Regions from separate parts of the Homo sapiens genome. Here region 2 is linked to region 1. The links are chromatin loops, found by intact Hi-C in ENCODE. Cell type or tissue: IMR-90. All regions are shown on one strand. Each heading gives the region's core, and the rest is flanking DNA. Links, peaks and the distances in the headings are about the cores only.

Region 1 (10,372 bases), core at 1,416-9,415:
CTATTCAGGGAGGTAGGAGGGGTAACAAGAAGTTGCTACCCCGTGTCAGGATGGGCCTGATGCTGCCCCCAACTTGGCCTGGGCTTGATGCTACTGTCTCTGCCATGGTAAATGCTCATTTCCATAATTATTATTTAGCATTTGCAGAGTGGTTATTTTACACTCAGTGTTCTTTGTAGTGAGAGGGTCTCCTGGTTCATGCCAATAAAATTTCCATTTACTCTGGACATCCACCATAGTGATTAAAAACAGCCCATAAATTATTTACTGAAATGGAAGTTCAGCTTACAGTAATAATGCATTAGTTCAGCTAGCCATGAAGCCTGTTATAGGGTAATAAAAGATTTTTTATTTTCCTTCTGAAAAGATGTTTGCCAGTAACCTACATATGACCTTGAGCTGATCAGTTTTCAAAGATGACACTGCAGGCAGGCATATAAGGAGAGAAAGAGAGAGAGGTTTTTTTTTTTTAAATAGCCTGATTTTAGGCAATCGTTAGCAAAGGCCTGACATCTGACAGCCAGCAGGGAAAAAGAAATGCAAATATATATATATATATATATATATATATATATATTGCATTTTTTAAAATCATAAGTACCAGACCTTAAAACTCCTTTTCAAATTGGGCATTTATTTGATGGATACGTAAATCTGAAAGCTAACAAGAAGGACTGTTTAGAGAAACTAGAATGTCACTATTGTTGAGACCACCTGTCACATTTCCTCGGAGCCTAGAACCTTGTAGAATAAAGTCAGCCCTATGGTTCTGTCTTCATCTTTAAACATGTATTTATGGAGCAGAATTGATTTTATGTATCTCAGAGAGTCTGTGATTCTGCTCACGGCCATTTGCTGACTAATGACTTTGGCAGAGGAGAACAGCAAGCAAGTTCATGAATTATGGCTCTCTTTGAGGTTCTCTTATCAAGACTATTTTTTATTTTAAGAACATCTGCTTTGATTAAAGCCATTAGAGCTGGGACCACATAAAATTGTGTCTGAATTTTATATGTGTTGCATTTTACAGCAGGAACCCAGATGAAGCCTGCATTTTAATCCTTAAACCAATAAGACCAGCGATGAGGATTAACCTAACAAACTAAACTAGTTCCTCCTCAATTGCCTGGTTTGGGGTTGTAAGAAATCCTGGGGCAGGAGACTTGTTGGCCAGGATTTGATACTTTTATTTATTTGTCCTCTACATTGCTGCAAAAATATTTTCATTTCTTTATATACCCCTCTTTCTGGCAAAAATTGTTTAATGTGTTGGGGTGGGGTGTTCCAGGATTGTGAGTTAATCTATAACCACCCTCATCACCTTATTTTTATGTTCACTAAAGTTAAAAAAGATTTTCTGCTCACTAGCTCTGCAAGACTGAAGTGATGTTAAATTATCTAACACGTAGCTAATAGCAAAGGAGACATGATGATTAATTTTTGTTTGTTCCCCAGAAAGCTCTTCTGTTTGTTTCCCAGAAAGGTCTGTTCCCCAGAAAGGTCTCTTCCCCTTCCGCTTAACCATAGTTTTGTGGCTAGTAGTTTGCATTCTTGAAAGGGTCAGTGTTGGCCGGGCACAGTGGCTCACGCCTGTAATCCCAGCAGTTTGGGAGGCCGAGGCCAGCGGATCACAAGGTCAGGAGATCGAGACCATCCTGGCTAACACAGTGAAATCCTGTCTCTACTAAAAATAAAAAAATTTAAAAATTTAAAAAAAAAAAACATTAGCTGGGCGCGTTGGCAGGCGCCTGTAGTCCCAGCTACTCGGGAGGCTGAGGCAGGAGAATGTCGTGAACCTGGGAGGTGGAGCTTGCAGTGAGCCGAGATCGCACCACTGCACTCAGCCTGGGCGACAGAGCGAGACTCAGTCTCGAAAAAAAAAAAAAAGAAAAAAAAAGAAAGAGTCAGTGTTTCTCTGATTCCTTGATGTGAAAACATTGACTCTCTCTGTATTATGGGATTTCAGGGTAACTTAGTGCTTGAAGTGGAAGATGCTTTGAGTAGGCCTTTATTTAATCTACTTGGAACGGTGCTGTAGGTATTTCTTAAAACTCCTAGTTCCTTTAGCTCTGTCCTTGATCACATTTCTTGATAGAGCATTTTCTTTAACCTGTCTTTTAGCAATCTTCCTTCTCTACCTCCACAGAAGGGTCTGGATTTTCTTTTCTTCAGCTTCCTTTCTTTCTCTCAAGCCTCGACTATAGGAAACTCTATTTGTGTCGAGGTGTTGACTTAGCCTTTCTCTTCTGTTCCTAGTGTGTCCAAGTCAACCTGTGGGGACTGAACTGGACTATCCCCTGGGTGAGAGTAGTCCCGAGGGAGATGTTGTTGTATTAGCTTTATAGAAGCAGTGGAGGCAGGGCCACACTTAATGGCATTTGGGATTCCTTACTATAGATAATGGCCTCTGTATAATTGACAGCCAGGACACACAGCCTACACTTGGTATGTATAGGGCATTCCATACATCAATTCTCTCCTGTTGTCCATTAGCTTATATCTGTCAGATATTCATAGATTAATAGATAATATTCTGTATTTTATTTCTGATCATTTACCTACTGAATGAAAGATCTCAAGCCTTGTTGGGACACATCAGAATTAAACTCCCCATTCTCCTCAGGGGGTGAGATAGGCTTTTCCGTTTTTTTTCCCCTGAGAATTTTTGAGCATCATTTTGACATCCTAAGTAGTGAAGTAGAGAAACAGTAGCATGTCTCTACTGGCTGTGTATATTTCTGTGCTGTACTGATGGACATTCGCTGGTGAATTATCTTTGATTTGGAATATACAGATATATAGATGTGGGTGTGCACCATGTGCAGGTATCTCTGAAAATGTTACCCCTCCATACCTTCTGTGCAGATCAGTTTTCAATCATTGCACAGTGTAGCTGAATTTTAACTTCTGATGGAAAAAGTCCATGAAGTTCGGCTGCCTCTAGGCCTGGCTGAGTGATCAGCAAGTCAAATGATTTGTTTAATATTGGCCCAGTTGCCGTGGGGTTGAAGGGAGGTACAGCAGAACCAAAAAATCCTTGCTTCTTGCCCTCAAAGTATCCTAGAGTCCCCTGGGGACCCAAGACATGTGTTCCATGTGTGGCTCAACCTTGGCTATTTTGCAAATCAGTGAGAAGACCCAGGGCTCTGAGAAGGGCTGAGTGATGGGATAATTAGGACCAAGCAGCAGCGGGGTGGATAGTTTGTCTGCAGATAATAGCTTGTTTGCTAATTGCCAACACCAGATTTTCTGGGCAATTAGACATTTGGTTTCTTTCAGGACCGTCTGTGCAAATGTGGACACATGGCGCAGGCCTTCCAGGTAGCAGGTGGAGAGGGTGGCTTCTGGTGCTGATGGCATTTCTCCGCAGGCTGCCCAAGGGCTGTGGGCAGGGAGGACCTCTCACCAACAGGTGGAAGGACCATCTGGCTGGAACCCCTAGTGGGGAGGCAGAGTTCCCCCTGCATTCATGGAAGGGGTTCCCTTGTGCTGGGAGATTAGCAAAGATGGTGGAGATCAGCAGGCTGGTCTAGGAACTGAGCTGACTTCTCCATTCTCTTTTCAAGAGCAATTAGCGCCCACGGCTAATAGCAATTCTGTTAGTCGTGGGTGCTAATAGAAATCAGAAATAGCTTCCCCTCCCAGATGAGCAAGTTGATTTAAACTTTTCAATAAAGTTTTTTTAAAAAGTATGTATAACATAAAATTTGCCACTTAAACCATTTTAAGTGTATGATTCAGTGGCATGAATTATATTCACAATGTTGTGCAACCATCACCACTATCTATTTCCAAAATTTTTCACTACCCCAAAGAGAAATTCTGTACTCATTAAGCAAGAACTCTCCATTTCTCCCTTCCTCTTACCCCTGGTCACCTCTCATCTACTTTCTGTCTCTGTGAATTTGCCTATTCTGGAGATTTCCTATAAGTGGAATGATACAATATTTGTCCTTTTGCATCCATGTATTTTACTTAGCATATTTTCTAGGTTCACCTATGTTATAGCATGTATAAGAATGTTCTTCCTTTTTACAATGAAATACTATTCTGTTGTATGGATATACCACATTTGGTTTATCCCTTCATCTTTTTTTTTTTTTTTTTTGAGATGGAGTCTTGCTCTGTCACCAGGCTGGAGTGCAGTGGCACAATCTCGGCTCACTGCACCCTCCGCCTCCTGGGTTCAAATGATTCTCCTGTCTCAGCCTCCCGAGTAGCTGGGACTACAGGCATGTGCCACCACGCCTGGCTAATTTTTGTATTTTTAAGTAGAGATGGAGTTTCACCATGTTGGCAAGGCTGGTCTTCAGCTCCTGACCTCAAGTGATCTGCCCACCTTGGCCTCCCAAAGTGCTGGGATTATAGGCGTGAGCCACCGCGCCCAGCCTATCCCTTCATCTGTTGTTGGACACTGGAAGTGTTTCCACCTTTCTGTTATTGTGAATAATGCTGCATGAACATTTGCATATAAGTATCTCCTTGAGTCCCTGTTTTCAGTTTTTTGGGTAGATACCTAGGAGTGGAATTGCTGGTCATATGGTAATTCTGTACTTGACTTTTTGAGGAACTGCCAAACTCTTTTCCACAGCAGTTGTCCCGTTTTATATTCCCACTAGCAATGCTCAAGGATTCCAATTTCTTCACATCCTTGACACACTTGTTATTTTCCTTTCTTAAAAAACTGTAGCCATCCTAGTCAGTGTGAAGCCATATCTCACTGGTTTTGATTAGCATTTCTCTACAGACTAATGATGTTGAACATCTTTTCATATACTTGTTGATATATCTTTTGTGTATTTTCTTTGGAGAAATGTCTATTCAAGTCCTTTACCCAGCGAGTTGGATTTTTGCCTCTGTAATTACTGGACTGTGCCTCTCCCTCCCCAAGATAGGAACTGAGCCTCATCAGGCGGAGAGAGGCTGTGAGCTTGCAGAGAGTGGGAGGTGGCTGTGCAGATTTGAGGCTTCACATTCCCTCTTGCATGATTCATTTCATTCCTACAGCCTGTTTGGTGCCCACTGTAATGATGCTGCCTGAGTCCTCATCAAGTAGAAAAAGTAATCAGCAAGAGCCTGGGATTAACCCAAAGTGATTTAGCAGAAGAGGCAGATGGAACCATTCCACCTGCTCCCCTAGAAGCAGACAGGCTTTTCTCAGACACCTCAAACCTTCTGGTTTCCTTGACCACAAGTATTGCCTTGGAAAATTACCCACTTCTTCCTAGCAGGTTTCAGTACGTATGTACTAAACGGAGCAGGATGTGCAGAGCACCGAGGGTGGTGCTGGGTCGTTGCACGTGCCCAGTGCCCGGCCTTCGTCTCTGCGGTGGGAGCACGCAGTCTTCACTCAGCTTCTCTGTGCCCTGCCAGCCCTAGGCAGCAGGCAGGGAGAGCACTGTAGCGCGTTCCAATGCCGGCCAGGGAGAGTGTTTTTTCTCCCGGGGGGCCCATTCCTGGGGCAGAGCCACTGGCTCTGGGAAGACTTCAGAAAAATGCTAGGCCTGAATGATGGTGAGTGCAGGGGAACAGACAAAATGGTGTTCCTGCTGCTTAGCTGCTGGCCCTTCGCCTGTTTGACCTCGTGGCTGTTGGGTCCCATCTGCAGGGGCTAGAAATGCTGATCTGTCTGCCTTTTTGCTGTGGTTTTTATGATTGAAAAAGGTCCCAAACCTTCAGTATCACTGAAGAGAGATGAATTCACATGCCCTGGCAGGGGGAGGGAGGAGCTGGTGCATCTGCTAGGCAAGGACGCTCTTTCTGAAGCTTCATCACATCCTACATTCCTAGGATAGGGGTTGCTCTTCCTTGGGGGAGGTACCCCTCACCCCTTTGGGAACCCGAGGGCTGTAGATGCTCTTCCAAGAAAATGCACACAAAAATTTGACATAATTTCAGGTGGCTACAGGTCCTGCTAGTCCATCATGGAGCCTGGCCTCTGGCTCCACAGACAACACAGCCAGGAGCGGAGCTTTCGGGGACTGACCAGCATCTCCAACTAAGCTGGGTTGAGTGGCACAGAGTGAGAGGCCTGGTGGCGACTGGGAGGAAAGGAGCATCTCATTTGGTCGAATTCTAAATACCAAATGCAAAGAGGTGCTGGAACGGATGTTCCTGCCTTCCTGGCTGGGGCTGGGCCTTGCCCATTTCGTGAGCTGGCTTTGCAGAGGCCGCAGTTCCTGGAGGAGTTAAGGCCATGCAGCCCTCATTTCTTCCCCCTGGGTCAGTCCATGCCACTTCTAAGGAGGCGGCTTTGTTTTTCCTTTCAGAAACGGCTCCCACATCTGCATATTCATCTCCAGCCCGGAGTCTTGGGGACACAGGAATAACGCCTCTGTCCCCCTCCCATATTGTGGTAAGAAGTGTGTGTGTGTGTGTGTGTGTGTGTGTGTGTGTGTGTGCGCGCATGGGTGCGCATGAGCACACGTGCGTACTGACTTCCTTTGCATTCTGGGTCTGATCTCACAGTTCAGGCTGCTGGACAGCCCCTCACATTCACTGGTTGGAGATTAAGTTGACCTGGTCCTGGCCAAAGGAGCCCTGCCAAGCCCCTTCCCCCACTCCGAGCCTGGGAAGGCTTTCTGTGCTGTGGCTAGTGCTTCTGGAGCAGGGGCCTGGGTGGGTCACAGAAGAAGGTGAGATGGGAGCAGCCCTTTAAAGATTCAGGGTCAGAGCCTGTGAGGTGTCCTCTTGAGAGGAAGCCGCTGACTCTGGGCTAGTGAATCGGTGAATACATGGACTCTGTTGACTGCGGTTGTCTGCAGTATCGAAAAGACCCTAGCAGTATAATCGCTTCTGGAACAGCTTGCCTGGTAGAGAAGCCCTGAGCAGGGCTTCATATGCATTGAGTGGGGCTAGAGATGGGGCTGTTGCTCCCACCCTGCCCTGTATGAGGAAAGATGGATGTTAGGGGGCGGCCGTTTAGAGGGGTGTGCACGTAGATGCACAGGCAGCCAACCTGAGTGAGTGCCCGGAAGACAGGGCAGCTTTGCATGAGCTGTGCAGACGCACAAAGAAGACCCAGGGAGAACTGCGGAGTCACTGCTAGGCAGGGATGCCAGCCTGTCTGGTTTCCTGGAACTGTCCGGCCTTTACACTGCAAGTCCTGCACCCTGGGGACTCCTTTATTCCTGGGCAAACTGGGAGGGTTGGTTCCCTAGGGCCAGGTTCTGTGGTTTTCAAGCTTTGCACCCTGAAGTTGTCCTGTAAGAGCTTCAGGGCTGTGAGGGAGGGGAGCGGTGTGAGGAGAGGCCAGGCGGGTGGCATTCTCACCCCTCCCCTCCAACATTTGTTGGTTTTATAATTTGGAGTTCTGTGGGAGTTAAAAAAAAAGTGTAAACTGCTTAAAAAAAAAAAAAGAGGCCAGGCGTGGTGGCTCACGCCTATGATCCCAGCACTTTGGGAGGCTGAGGTGGGCAGATCACGAGGTCAGGAGATCGAGACCATCCTGGCTAACACCGTGAAACCCAGTCTCTACTAAAAAATACAAGAAATTAGCCGGGTGTGGTGGCGGGTGCCTATAGTCCCAGCTACTCGGGAGGCTGAGGCGGAGAAGGGCGTGAACCCGGGAGGCAGAGCTTGCAGTGAGCCGAGATTGGGCCACTGCGCTCCAGCCTGGGCGACAGAGCGAGACTCCGTCTCAAAAAAAAAAAAAAAAAAAAGGAGAGAGAGAAAGGCTTGGAAACCTGAAATAGCCTGACCAAGTGATCTAGATGAGGCAAGGCCCTGGGCCCTGACAGTCACAGTGGGTCATGTGGCTGGCCTGGTGGGATTGGACACGGTCCTGGGATGCCCAGCCCTGCTCACATGCATGAAATGCCAGCACAGATGGAGCAGTCACCTGGGTGTACAGAGGGCACAGCTGGCGAAATGCTCCTGGCAGTGGCCAGAGGTCTGCACAGGGTCTTGCGGAAGGCAGCAGGGCTTGGAAGAAGATTGTATCTGCTCAGGAACTACTGGGCGACCAGCCCTGATGATAGAATTTCTGTAACTAGCCGTGTGCGGGCACGGTCTATAGAGAGGAGTGGGCAAGCTGCAGGCTTTGTCCAGTCAGCCTGGCCCTCCACTCAGGGATGCCCCCATTTCTCCCTGAGCCATTCAGGCGGGGGCCCAGGCTGGGCTGCCTTCTCCCCAGGTGGTAGACTTGAGCTGGAATATAGAATGTCTTTCTGTCTGCAGGGGGTTCACAGCTAGGCAAGGTGAGACCCCCCAGGGGTGTCTTCCTGAAAGCCAGGCCCACCCCTCCACACCCCCCATGCCTCACTGTATATCTGCAGAACGACACTGACTCCAACGTCTCAGAACAGCAGTCATTTCTCGTGGTGGTGGCCGTCGACTTTGGGACCACATCCAGTGGCTATGCCTACAGCTTCACCAAGGAGCCGGAATGCATCCATGTGATGAGGTGAGTGCTGTGGGTGGGAGGGCCACGTGGCTGGTGCCAACCACTGCACCTGTGGAGACTCCGGGCAATGAGCCAGTGATTGGCACTTACGAAGACGGCCCTGGATTCTGTTCCAGCTTGGCTCAAGCTCACCATGCCACTGGGGACAAGCCATTTCTGATCTCTGGGCTCTAGGCTCCTGGTTTGAAAAGACGTTGGTTTGATTCTGATTTAGTTGGTCTGGGGAGGGGCCTGGGCAGTATGTTTGAAGCCTGGCCCGGGTGAATCCAGCTTGTGGCCTGGGTGAGAGGCGCAGATCTGTAGTGTCTGTGATGGAGGGATCCAGGTGCCAGCTTGGCCACTTACTGTGTGACTTTAGGCAATTGCTGAACCTGCTAAACCCCAGTTTCCTCATCTGTGAAATGGGAATCCTGACAATACCTCCCTCACAATGTGTGTGTGCAAATGAAAGGAGATTGTCCATTAAGTGCTTACTGTGTAGTAAAATGAAAGCAGGGAAGGTGCTGGCCCTTTCTTTTATTTTTTTTAAATTTTGTTATTATTATACTTTAAGTTTTAGGGTACATGTGCACAACGTGCAGGTTTGTTACATATGTATACATGTGCCATGTTGGTGTGCTGCACCCATTAACTCGTCATTTAGCATTAGGTATATCTCCTAATGCTATCCCTCCCCACTCCCCCCACCCCACAACAGTCCCTGGTGTGTGATGTTCCCCTTCCTGTGTCCATGTGTTCTCATTGTTCAATTCCCACCTATGAGTGAGAACATGCGGTGTTTGGTTTTTTGTCCTTGCGATAGTTTGCTGAGAATGATGGTTTCCAGTTTCATCCATGTCCCTACAAAGGACATGAACTCATCATTTTTTATGGCTGCATAGTATTCCATGGTGTATATGTGCCACATTTTCTTAATCTAGTCTACCGTTGTTGGACATTTACATTGGTTCCAAGTCTTTGCTATTGTGAATAGTGCCGCTATAAACATACGTGTGCATGTGTCTTTACAGCAGCATGATTTATAATCCTTTGGGTATACCCAGTAATGGGATGGCTGGGTCAAATGGCATTTCTAGTTCTAGATCCCTGAGGAATCGCCACACTGACTTCCACAATGGTTGAACGAGTTTACAGTCCCACCAACAGTGTAAAAGTGTTCCTATTTCTCCACATCCTCTCCAGGTGCTGGCCCTTTCAAGTGAAGAGAAGTGCTGGGGTGTTGGTAGCCAGAGGCAAAAAGCACCTGCCAGAGAGAAGGCAGCATGAGGGGAATCTCAGCCAAGTGGCCCCATAGGCAAAGTTGCCCTGGGCCTCCTGGGATGCACTCTGTGCTGGGATGCCCCCTTCCCTTCCCCGCACACCCAGCACCCTGCAGGCCCCGGGTGCCACCCATCCATGGGATCCCAGTCTTGATCCATGATCTTCTTGCAGGGTATGACTCCTCGAATCTTTGGAAGCCCAGAATTTATCATCCCAATTTTCAATTCCAAGGGATGACTCTGAAGATACATTGTAATTGGCTTTGCAGTTTCTTCAACTGAGTAATTGTGGAATTTAGTATTGCTCCTAGATTAATATTTTTTAGTTTTGTTGTTGTTGTTATTTTTTTTTTTTTAAGAGACAGGCTCTTGTTCCTTTGCCCAGGCTGGAATGCAGTGGTGTGATCATGGCTCTCTGCAGCCTCAAACTCCTGGGCTGAAGTGATCCTCCTGCCTTAGCCTCCCAAGTGGCTGAGACTACAGGTGCATACCACCACACCCTGCTAATGTTTGTATTTTAGGAATTTTTATAAAGGGTTGTGTAAAGCACAAGTCATAATAAAAGTGACTCCCACCCCAATCTTGGTTTAAGTCTCACCTTTCCTCTTGAAAACCAGATGTGGCTCAGCCTGAAGCTCTTGTCCTAAGAGGGTACAGACACTCCTGGGTGTCATGTCATCAGGAAATGATGAAAAGCCGGTTCTATAGC
Region 2 (10,372 bases), core at 904-8,903, 80 kb before region 1:
TGCATTTAAAATCTTCCCTTTGTCTTTTTAGTCATCAGTTTCAGTATGATGTTTCAGGAATAGATTTTCTTTTTCTTTTCTTTTCTCTTTTCTTTTTCTTTCTTTCTTTCTTTTTCTTTCTTTTCTTTTCTTTTTTGAGACAGGGTCTTACTCTGTCACCCAGGCTGGAGTGCAGTTAGTGGCACGATCTTGGCTCACTGTAGCTTTGACTTCCTGGGTTCAAGCGATCCTTCCACCTCAGCCTCCTGAGTAGCTGGGACCACAGGTGCACACTACCATGCCTGGCTAATTTTTTTTTTTTTTTTTTTTTTTTGTAGATGCAAGGTTTTGCAAAGTTGCCCAGGCTGGTCTTGAACTCCTGAGCTCAAGCAGTCTGCCTGCCTCGGCCTCCCAAAGTGCTGGGATTACGGGCATGTGCTACTGCGCCCAGCTGATTTATTTTTATTTTTTCTTGCTTTGGATTTATTTTGTTTTGAATCCAGGGGTTGATAGTTATCATTAGTTCTGGAAGGTTCTCACCCCCATATATCTTCTTATATTACCTCTGCTTCATCTACTTTCATTTCCTTCTAGAACCTCTCACTCCGAACTCTTTGTCTCTTAACCTCCTTTCACATTTCCCAATTCTTGTTCCTTGATGGATAATTTTTTTTTTTTTTTTTTTTTTGAGACCGAGTTTCATTCTTGTTGCCCATGCTGAACTGGGGCTGGGTTTGGGGTTGTCCCACTCACATGCTTACGTGATCAACGTACATGCATGTACGTGGCTTCCCATGGATTAAAATCATGCATGTAAAGTTCATGAGCATGGTGTCTGAGACCTGAAAGTGTTCAAGAAGTATTTATGGCCATCATTATTATTATATTATTATTATTAATGATATCATTATTACATTCCCAGGAAATTCTGATCTGTTGGGTTAACATTTCCAAGGTGCCAAGCTGTGGGTCTCTTCAAGAGAACAGAGACACCTGGGCAGGATGAATTGGCATCTTTTTGCCCAGCTAATCGATAAGCTTGGAACTTTGTCTGGGACATAGTAGATGCTTGAGAACACCCAAGGCAGGAGTGAAGCCTGTTTACCGAGATGGAAGATTCTGCAGGCAGGGAAACCACATGCCCGTGGAAGAGGAGAGGTGAACTCGGGGGTGCTGGCAGGGGCTGGAGGTGGGAGGTAGTGAATAGGAGATGCCAACCTTTTCTCAACAATTTAGTTGCATCTTAGGGAAAATGGGGGCTGAGGAGGGCCCTATGATGACAACTTGAATTGGGTAAAATTTAAGGATAAGGAATTACTAATTAGTAATAAGGTAGAATTCTTAAGTGTATGAAATGAATAATATGTAGCTAAAAAATAATGATATAGCATTAGGCATTTGAGACATGTGGACTCCAAGCAATTAACCTCTATTCTTCTTCTGAATTGCAATTGCACTAATTGGCTGCTTTACTCTGACGGGGCGATATTAACCTTTCTGCTTTTCTCTAAAGGAGCCAGTATGTTGGGTGGATGTGCTGCTCTGGTTTGGAGGAAAGGTATTTTTCCTGAATAATAACCTATTTGCAATTTTTCTCCCAAATGGTTGCATTGAAAAGGTTCTGTCAGATTTTCTTGATAAAGCTTCATCTATGGAAAAGATGCTTTAAACACATCTGACCTCCTTTGGGAGCAGTTGGGAGAAATGGCCTATCTAGGCTCTTCAAGCTTCAGACATCCTTGTGTTAATAGCTTCTCCTTCATCCAAGCAGCACACACTTGTGGAGGGAGGGCCTGCACATTCCAGGCCTGTCCTGGGTGTTGGGGACACAGCACTAGCCAGACAGTCTCCTGCTCCTGTGCAGCTTGTAACTCAGTGAAAGCAGAATATCAAAGGCAAATAAACACGTAGATTTAGAATGCAATCCCAGGGCTATGAATACAAAGATAACTGGACGGGCCAGGTGCAGTGGCTCATGCCTCTAATCCCAGCACATTGGGAGGCCAAGGCGGGCGGATCACTTGAGGTCAGGAGTTCGAGACCAGCATGGCTAACATGGTGAAACCCTGTCTCTACTAAAAATACAAAAATTAGGTGTGTGTGGTGGTGCGCTCCTGTAGTTCCAGCTACTTGGGAGGCTGAGACAGGAGAATCGCTTGAACCTGGGAGGCAAAGGTTGCAGTGAGCCAAGATCATGCCACTGCACTCCAGCCTGGGCGACGGAGTGAGACTCTGTCTCAATAAAAAAATAAAAAATGATAACTAGACAATGAGATGGGGTCTGGGAATGGAGAGTGTCCTTTAAGGCAGGGTGGGCCAGAAGGCTTCTCTAAGGAGGAAATATTTGAGCTGGGCTGTGAATGAAGCCAGGGAAAGAGGCTTGTGAGTAGAGGATCAGTATTCCAGGCAAAGGGAACAGCAAGTGCAAAGGCCCTGGGGCTGGATGTTCGGGGAGCGTCAGGAACAGCAAGGTGGCCAGTGTGCAGCATGAGTGGGCTGAGGGCAGGAAGAGGAGGGAGACGTGAGGTTAGAAAGGTCATCAGGGGGCTGGGCGTGGTGGCTTACACCTGTAATCCCAGCACTTTGGGAGGCTGAGGCAGGCGGATCACGAGGTCAGGAGATAGAGACCATCCTGGCTAACACGGTGAAACCCCGTCTTTACTAAAAATACAAAAAATTAGCCGGGTGAGGTGGCGGGCGCCTGTAGTCCCAGTTACTTGGGAGGCTGAGGCAGGAGAATGGCGTGAACCCCCAGGGCGCGGAGCCTGCAGTGAGCCGAGATCCCGCCACTGCAGTCCGGCCTGGGCGACAGAGCGAGACTCTGTCTCAAAAAAAAAAAAAAAAAAAAAAAAAAAGAAAGATTATCAGGGTCCATACCATGCAGGGATTCCTGGGCCATGGGAGGACCTTGGATTGATTTCCAGTGTGCAGCAAAGCTACTGATGGAGCGTGGGCAGGGTCTGGTGAAGGCTCTCACTGGCTGCTGTGGAGGGAATAGACAGAGGTGGGTGAGGATGACAGTGGGTGTGGAGGTGCAGCCATAAATGGAAGCAAGACCTTAAGAGGGACGTCTGGGCATCCGGTGAACCTGACCCGTAGTCTGGAGAGAGCTTCCAGGGATATGAAGCATGGCCAGAGATAATGCCCTCCTCACCTAGAAGCAGACATTAGGCCCTTCAGAAATGCAAACGGGCACTGAACAGTCACGTCAGCTTCACTCTACGACGTGTTGATAGTCAATATCCTGGATGATGCACCTTAAAAACGAACCCTCAATTCCATGCCTAGGAATTTACTCAGCAGGAATAATCAGACAAGTGCACAGTGACTACATCCAAGGTACCACTGTAGCTTTGTTCCTGGCAGAAAAAGTATAAGCAGCTTGAGTGTTCACCAACAGGGCATTATTCAGCTAAGTCATAGCACATTCAGGATTCAGAATTCTATCATCGAGAGGATAATATTTTTAAAAAATCTTATAAGGGGAGAGAAAGTAAAAGCTACAACTTATACTCATCCTTCATTTCCCAGTCTTATTTCCTAAGAGAGTTTCTGGAGTATCCTTCAAGAAACATTTTCTTCTCAGACACAGGCATATACATATATATCTATATATGTCTATATATCAATACATATATAATGGTATATGTATATAAATATATTTTTGTAAGCTAAAATAGGATACTTCTATACGTATTATTTTGTAATGTAATTTTATTTTGCGATGTGATATATCTTTGACATATTGCAGCACCAGTGCATTAGATTAATAGCTGCATAGTGGCTGGGTGCGGTGGCTCACACCTGTAATCCCAGCACTTTGTGAGGCCAAGGTGGGTGGATCACCTGAAGTCAGGAGTTCGAGAGCAGCCTGGCCAACATGGTGAAACCTTGTCTCCACTAAAAATACAAAAATCAGCTGGGCGTTGTGGCAGGTGCCTATAGACCCAGCTACTAGGAGGCCGAGGCAGGGAGAACTGCTTGAACCCGGGAGGTAGAGGTTGCAGTGAGCTGAGATCTTGCCACTGCACTCCAGCCTGGGTGACAGAGCAAAACTCTGTCTCAAAAAAAAAAAAAAAAATAGCTGCGTAGAATTCTACCAGATGGATATATCATAATTGACTCAGCAAGTTTGCTATTAATAGATAGTTTCTCTCATTTATGTGAGTTTATCTGTGGGTATATTTTCACACGTATAACTTTTTCAATTGAAAATATTAAAAATGATGATGTAGCATGTATTATTGTGCAGATACCCACAATATATAATTAAGAGAAAAAAATCAGGCTACAAAATTGGGTGTGTTGCACAGTCCCATTGCTATCCATTTGCATGTATCTCTGTGTATGTGTTGATAGAGTCTGGAAGGATACTCACCAAAATGCTAGCAAGAGCTACAGATCACAGCCTGGTGACTGTAGGTGTCTCTTTTTCCTAGTGCTTTTCATTATTGTTTTTTTAGAATGAGAATATGTATTTTGCAAGGGGAGAAACAAGCTATTGTATTTTGGGAGAAGAGTTAGTTGGGAACCAGTTTGCGAACTATATTTAAAATATGAATTTTGCGTTTGCATCTGTGCTTTTCTTACTGAGTACTTGTTTTCGCTTCGGTATTAAATGGTACTTTTTTCTTCTCCCGTTTGGAACACTCAAGCGTGGGCCCGCCTATGGACCTGGGCGCAGTTCACCAGCTCCACCACCAGAGGGCGGCGTTTGCAGGATGTTGTGCGCACGGCCGCCTCCCGCCGTTTGCGGGGGTCTAGAATTTTGCAGGATGTGCTTTGGTCGGCTCGGCCAGAGTAGAGACAGGATGTACGCGCGTTGGTTTCCAGTTGGTGCTGTGACACAGATATTTTTCCTTCCTCTGCTTTTAGCGTAGCATCTGAATTTAACGGCGTTGCGTGGAGGTGGCACGAGGGAGGGATTGGCTTGCAGAGCTCCCGCCCTGCCGTCCTGGAAGCCCTCCTATCCCCGACCCTCAGGCCAAGTCACTGTCCCCAACTTCCACCATAGACCAAGCAGACTCCTACCTTCAGAGTCTGACCTGATTCCAGGGGATTTAGGGTGCCCCCACGCTGAAGCCAGTTTGGAGGCTTCACTCGCACCCCTCCATGACCAGGCACTCCACTTCTTAGTCCTTGTGCCAAGCGGCTGCCAGGCACTCTCTTCCCTTCTTTCCTCTTCTTTTCACCTTCTGAAGTTTTTGGAAAAAGCAGTGCATATTAATAATAACAATTCAAACAACACAAAAGGGGGAAGCAAGTGAAAACTAAGCTCCCCGCCTCCCACCCTAGCCCCACTTCTTCCCCAAAGGCCATAATTGTTAAGAGGTTTTGGAAAAGTATATCCTTCCAGAAATTCTAGATGCATATAAAAATACAGACGCCTGTACGTTCAAAACCACACCCTCCACTCAGTTTCTCGTTTGCATTTAGCAATGACGCTGAAAGCCTCCCACATCACTTCACAGAAGGCGCCTGTGGTTTTTTTTTTTTTTTTTTTTTTTGCTGGCTAGAGAGTATTCTAGTATGTGGATGTGACATGCTTGATTTGACATTTGGGCACTTTCCAATCTTGTGCTTATTAGGAGCAGTGGGCAGTAAATATCCTCTATACACAGCTTTAAGCACCAATGCAAGAGCTGCTGTTGACTAAATTATTAAGAGTGGAATTGCTGGTCAGAGGGTAGAGGCCCTTCTAGCTTTGGTATTTCCAGATTGCTCTGCAAAGGACTTTTAAACCAGGCCGCACTCCCACCCAGAATGCATGAGATCCCATGGACGTTTTTGCCCTTGGTTGATCTGACAGGTTGCTGGTTCTCAATCTTGACTGCAGTCAGAATGACCTGGGGAGCTTTCTAAATATGCCAACACGACAGTATCCCAGACCAATTAAAGCAGAATCTGACCGTGTGTGTGTGAGTGCGTGCGTGTGTGTATGTGTGTGTGTGTGTGTGTGTGTGTCCGGGAGGTGATTGGGCATTGGCACTTAAAACATGTCCCCAGGAGGCTGGGTGCAGTGGCTCCTACCTGTAATCCCAGCACTATGAGAGGCTGACGCAGGTGGATCACCTGAGGTCAGGAGTTCGAGACCAGTCTGGCCAACATGGCAAAACTCTGTCTCTACTAAAAATACAAAAATTAGCTGGACGTGGTGGTGGGCACCTGTAATCCCAGCTACTCAGGAGGCTGAGGCATGAGAATTGCTTGAACCTGGGAGGCAGAGGTTGCAGCGAGCCAAGATTGAGCCACTGCACTTCAGCCTGGGTGACAGAGCCAGACTCTGTCTCAATAAATAAATAAATAAATAATTCCCCAGGAGATTCTAATAGGCAGCTACAGATGAACGCCACTGAGACAGATGAGAAAAATATACCATTTAAATGTACATTTCTTGAATTATAAATGAGAACGAACATTTTTCTGTGAGAACAATGCTTTAGACATTTCTTAGATCATGGATCCCTTTGAGATTCTGACAAAAGCACTAGATCTTTTTTTTCTTTTTTTTTCAGGAAAATGTGCACACACGCACCTGTGCCTCTACCTGAGGGGCCATAGGCCCTGGAGCTGCTCCCTAGACCTCCCTAGAGTCCTGAGCCCAGGCTAGGGGCAAGGCGGAGTTGTTCTGCGCAGCCTGTTTCCCCACCAAATTACCAAAAATATAGTTAAACTTAGGAATTCAGTTTGATCCATAACATAAACAGTCTATTTTAAGAAGTATTTACCACTGTGTCTCAGCCCCTGGGAGCCCTGCCTTCCATGCAACCCCACTGCTGAGATTTGCTGAGAGTCTCTTCTGCAGAACCCGCTCCATCTCCTGCGTAATTACCCGAGAGGCTCCACGTGGGGCTTCTCTGGCGCTAACCTCATAGGTGAACCTCATGAAGCTACAAAGATTCCCAGTGCACAGGTGGGCGTTAGATCAGCAAAGGCCTCATGACGGGTGCAGGAGTCGGGATGTCTCCCAGGGCCACAAAGAGATGTAAGCAGGGGAGGATGCTAGACCACTCAGGCAGAGTCTGAGTAGGCCATGGGGTGGGCCTGCAGTCTAAGGTGAGGGGAGGGGGGGAAATAGGAGGAATCTTGCGGTATTAGGGCAGTGGGGCAGGAGGGCTCAGCGGGGAAAGGCAGAGTCAAGTGGGTGCCTGGCTTCTGGCTGGGATAACCGGTGGATGGCTGAGACCATTCCCTGGGAGGGAGGGGGTGACAGCAGATGCCAGTGCTCAGAGGGCAGGTGGATATTTGGGGTAGTGTGTGTGTGTCTGTCCGAGAGGAAGAGAGAGGGATCATGAACAGCAGCATGCGGTGGGCAGCAGAGCCCGAGTGTGCGTTCCCCCAAGGCTGGGGAGTGAGCTGGGCTTTATGAGTGGGCACCTGCTGACCCCTGCATTGAGGTGGAGGCTTAGAGGGAGAACCAGGGAGGCAGGCGGGGATCTGGGTGGGGGACAGCCGTCCTGGGGCTGGGGTCAGGCAAGAACATTTCTGTCACAATGCCCTGATGCCATGCTCTGCTGGTGGCCAGGACTGCTCTCAGCTCCCACATCTTGATCTCTGTCCCCGGGCTGCCATGTCCACTGGCAGGCCTGGGTCGGGGCCGTTCCTCCTTCCTCCACAGCAGCACTAGGCTGTGGTGGCCAGAACGTTCCCGAACAAGACATCAGTCCTTGCCTGTGTTCCAGAATTCATACTCCTCCTTCCCACTACCTGAGGCTTTGGACATTTGAATGATGGTGGCGGTGGGTGGGAGGGGGAGGAAAGGAATCTGAGAGTGGACATGCAGGGGTCAAGCCCCAAAGCCATCTCAGAGCAGGGCACAATGAGGGTTTCCAGGACGCCCCTCCCAAAGGCTGGGAAATGTCTCCTCTGGAATCCAAGCTCCAGAGCCTCTTGTTGGTCCTCAACTTGTTATTAGGGCCTGAGGTGCTTCATGATGCCAAGAAAAGAGGAACACAGCAGGGCCTAGAACCAGCAGGACTGGGGCCTCTCTGGTTTCTCCTGTTGGCTCCTGCCTAGGAGCAGCTGCCTCCCTGTCTGCTGTTGTAGACACGTGCCCTCAGCATCTCCAGCCCAGACTGACAGCTCCGAGGTTAGCGTTACAGGCTCAACCCCAGACGGAGAGGCTCTGTCTATGTTGATTTCTATTTATCCCATCTAGTCCAAAGATCCCAGGGAAGGGATTCATTGACCCAGCTCAGCCAGGGACTCATTCCTCAGCCAGTCAGCTGGGGCCGGAAGCACAAGTCCCCAACTGCAAGGGCAACACGTGGAGGGAACGGGAAGGAGCAACTCTTGCTAAAGGGACGCTAGGCAGACAACTTCATAAATGTCAATCATAAGCCAATCTTAAAGGCATTCACTCATTCCTGCACTCATCCATTCATTCATTCATTCATTCCCTCAACAAACCTTTATTGAGCACCTACAGAGTCCAGGTACCACTCTAAGTGCTAGGCTTACTGAAATGAACAGGACAGATGAACTTCTTGCTCTAGTGGAGCTTACACGCTAATAGGAAGATAAACCAATAAACGAGAAAGTGACCAGGATGTGAAAAATGCTCTGCAGAACAGAGAAATCAGGCAATGGACTTTGGAAAGTGCTCAAAGACCCTGCGCTGCCACTTGCAGGGCAAGGGGCCACCTAGGTCAGGAGCGGCCTGCCTTGGAGAGACATGCATCACCCCAGCCACTGCCCATTGGCCAGAGCAAGTCACAAGGCCCCAGCCTAGCCACAAGGGAAGCTGGGAAATGTGACTTTTGTGTGTCCAGGAAGAGGAAATGGGATTGGCAAGCACATGGCCAGTCATGGCTGTCCCACTTAGCCATCTGGTTCCCTAAGAGGTCAACACTGCAACCAGGTCCTGATGTGTCCTTCCAGTGAGATCTTTTGGATACATAAGAAAAAAATAGATGTAATTATGTAATTTTAAAAACCATAAATGGGCTGGGCATGGTGGCTCATACCTGTAATCCTAGCACTTTGGGAAGCTGAGGTGGGTGGATCACTGGAGGTCAAGAGTTCAAGACCGTACTGGCCAACATGGTGAAACCCTGTCTCTACTAAAAATACAAAAAAGTAGCTGGGCGTGGTGGCACATGCCTGTAGTCCCAGCTACTCGGGAAGCTGAGGCAGGAGAATCGCTTGAACCTGGGAGGCAGAGGTTGCAGTGAGCCATTGCACTCCAGCCTGGGCAAGAGAGTGAGACTCTGTCTCAAAAAATACCCATAAATGGTGGTATACTAACACACCATTCTGTTCCTTGCTCTTTTTTCCCCCCACTTAAGACTATATCACAGACAACATTGGAGGATTTGGATCTGGGCAAGAATGTGCCCCAGTTTATGTGTTACAAAACTCACCCTGGCTAGCGGGAGAGAGTGGACTGGGGTGGGGACGGTGGGTCAGGACTGTTGCAGCTGCTGCAGTTGACGGCTGTAGCTCTTTGTCCGTGTGCAGCCTGTGCTCCAGCCAAGTCCACCCACACGCTCATTCATTCAGTGCTTGACAGTCAATAATCGTGGGCAGACCCTGGGCCACATGAGTCAGGCTCTGTCCCTCTTCCCACTCACTGTGCCCCGAGCCATACTGCTGCACACTTTGCCAGGGCACAGGCCACCTTCTGCCATCCAGGCTCCTCTGCCACTGACTCCTCCAAATTCTTCCAGACATGTCTCCAACGTCACCTCCTCATCAAAGCCTCTCCTGATCCCCACAGCACCACGTCGATGGTGTGGAAAGAGGGACCTGGACTGGAGGTGTCTCAGCCCCAGCCCTTCCCATTGGCACTTCCTGGAGAAACAGCTTAGTCTTTCAGAGCCTCAGTTTGCCCATCTGTGCGCTGGACGTGATTGGTATCTGTTTAACACATTGCCTGTGTGGATTACGTGGGAAAGGCTGTGGAGAGACCTGGCATCTGAGTGGCAGGAGACATTTGTCATTTCCCTTCTTTCGCCTTGGGGCCCACCATGTTCTCTGCCTCTCTGAGGTTACTTCTAAGGCTTCCAGTACCCTCCGTGAGGGTGACCCTGTGTCCTGGGCTTGGTATGTTGCCAGGCATCAGGCCTGGGAGTCAGTCTCAGTGTCTACTCAGCGATTTTGTTGAAACTGAGAGTCCACCACCCAGCTTAAGACGTAGAACATTGTTGGCACCTGTGAATCTACTTGCACAAGCCTTGGTGATCCTGTCCTCTTCCCTGACCAGGCAGCCCCTACCCTGAATAGCATCTCATTTATTCCCTTGTTTTTAAAAAGCAGTTGATAGCATGTCTATGAGCCCTACCTGAATAGTCTGTTTAGTTTTGCTTGGTTTTTATGACAATAGTGTCACACAGGAGGCATTTTTTTGTGACTTGCTTTTTCTTTTGCTCCACATTACAACTCTAAGCATCAT

The links. Hi-C counts contacts between places; a loop is a spot of excess contacts. Peaks named below come from ENCODE experiments on the same cell type or tissue, not always from the same donor. Only the 100,000 strongest peaks of a DNase experiment are listed, where the experiment ranks them.
Region 2: a loop joins it to region 1, with 4 times the contacts of the local background. A loop is called at or near these places in 9 of 110 quality-filtered maps.

Annotation. Positions count from the first base shown.
Region 1 is chr10:116,703,183-116,713,554 of GRCh38, reverse strand. HSPA12A (heat shock protein family A (Hsp70) member 12A) reads left to right here. Exons shown (of 12, transcript NM_025015.3): 2 at 6,270-6,355; 3 at 8,277-8,404. Among named protein-coding and RNA genes, the nearest start is that of HSPA12A, 34 kb to the left of the region's middle. In IMR-90, for the core only: no CTCF peak of the experiment used is centred there; a DNase peak (open chromatin) is centred at 5,004.
Region 2 is chr10:116,782,555-116,792,926 of GRCh38, reverse strand. It overlaps a transcript of HSPA12A not described here. Among named protein-coding and RNA genes, the nearest start is that of MIR9851, 40 kb to the left of the region's middle. RefSeq lists a silencer at 7,963-8,129. In IMR-90, for the core only: a CTCF peak has its summit at 4,674 (motif pointing right); a DNase peak (open chromatin) is centred at 4,676; H3K4me3 peaks cover 252 bases; H3K27me3 peaks cover 287 bases.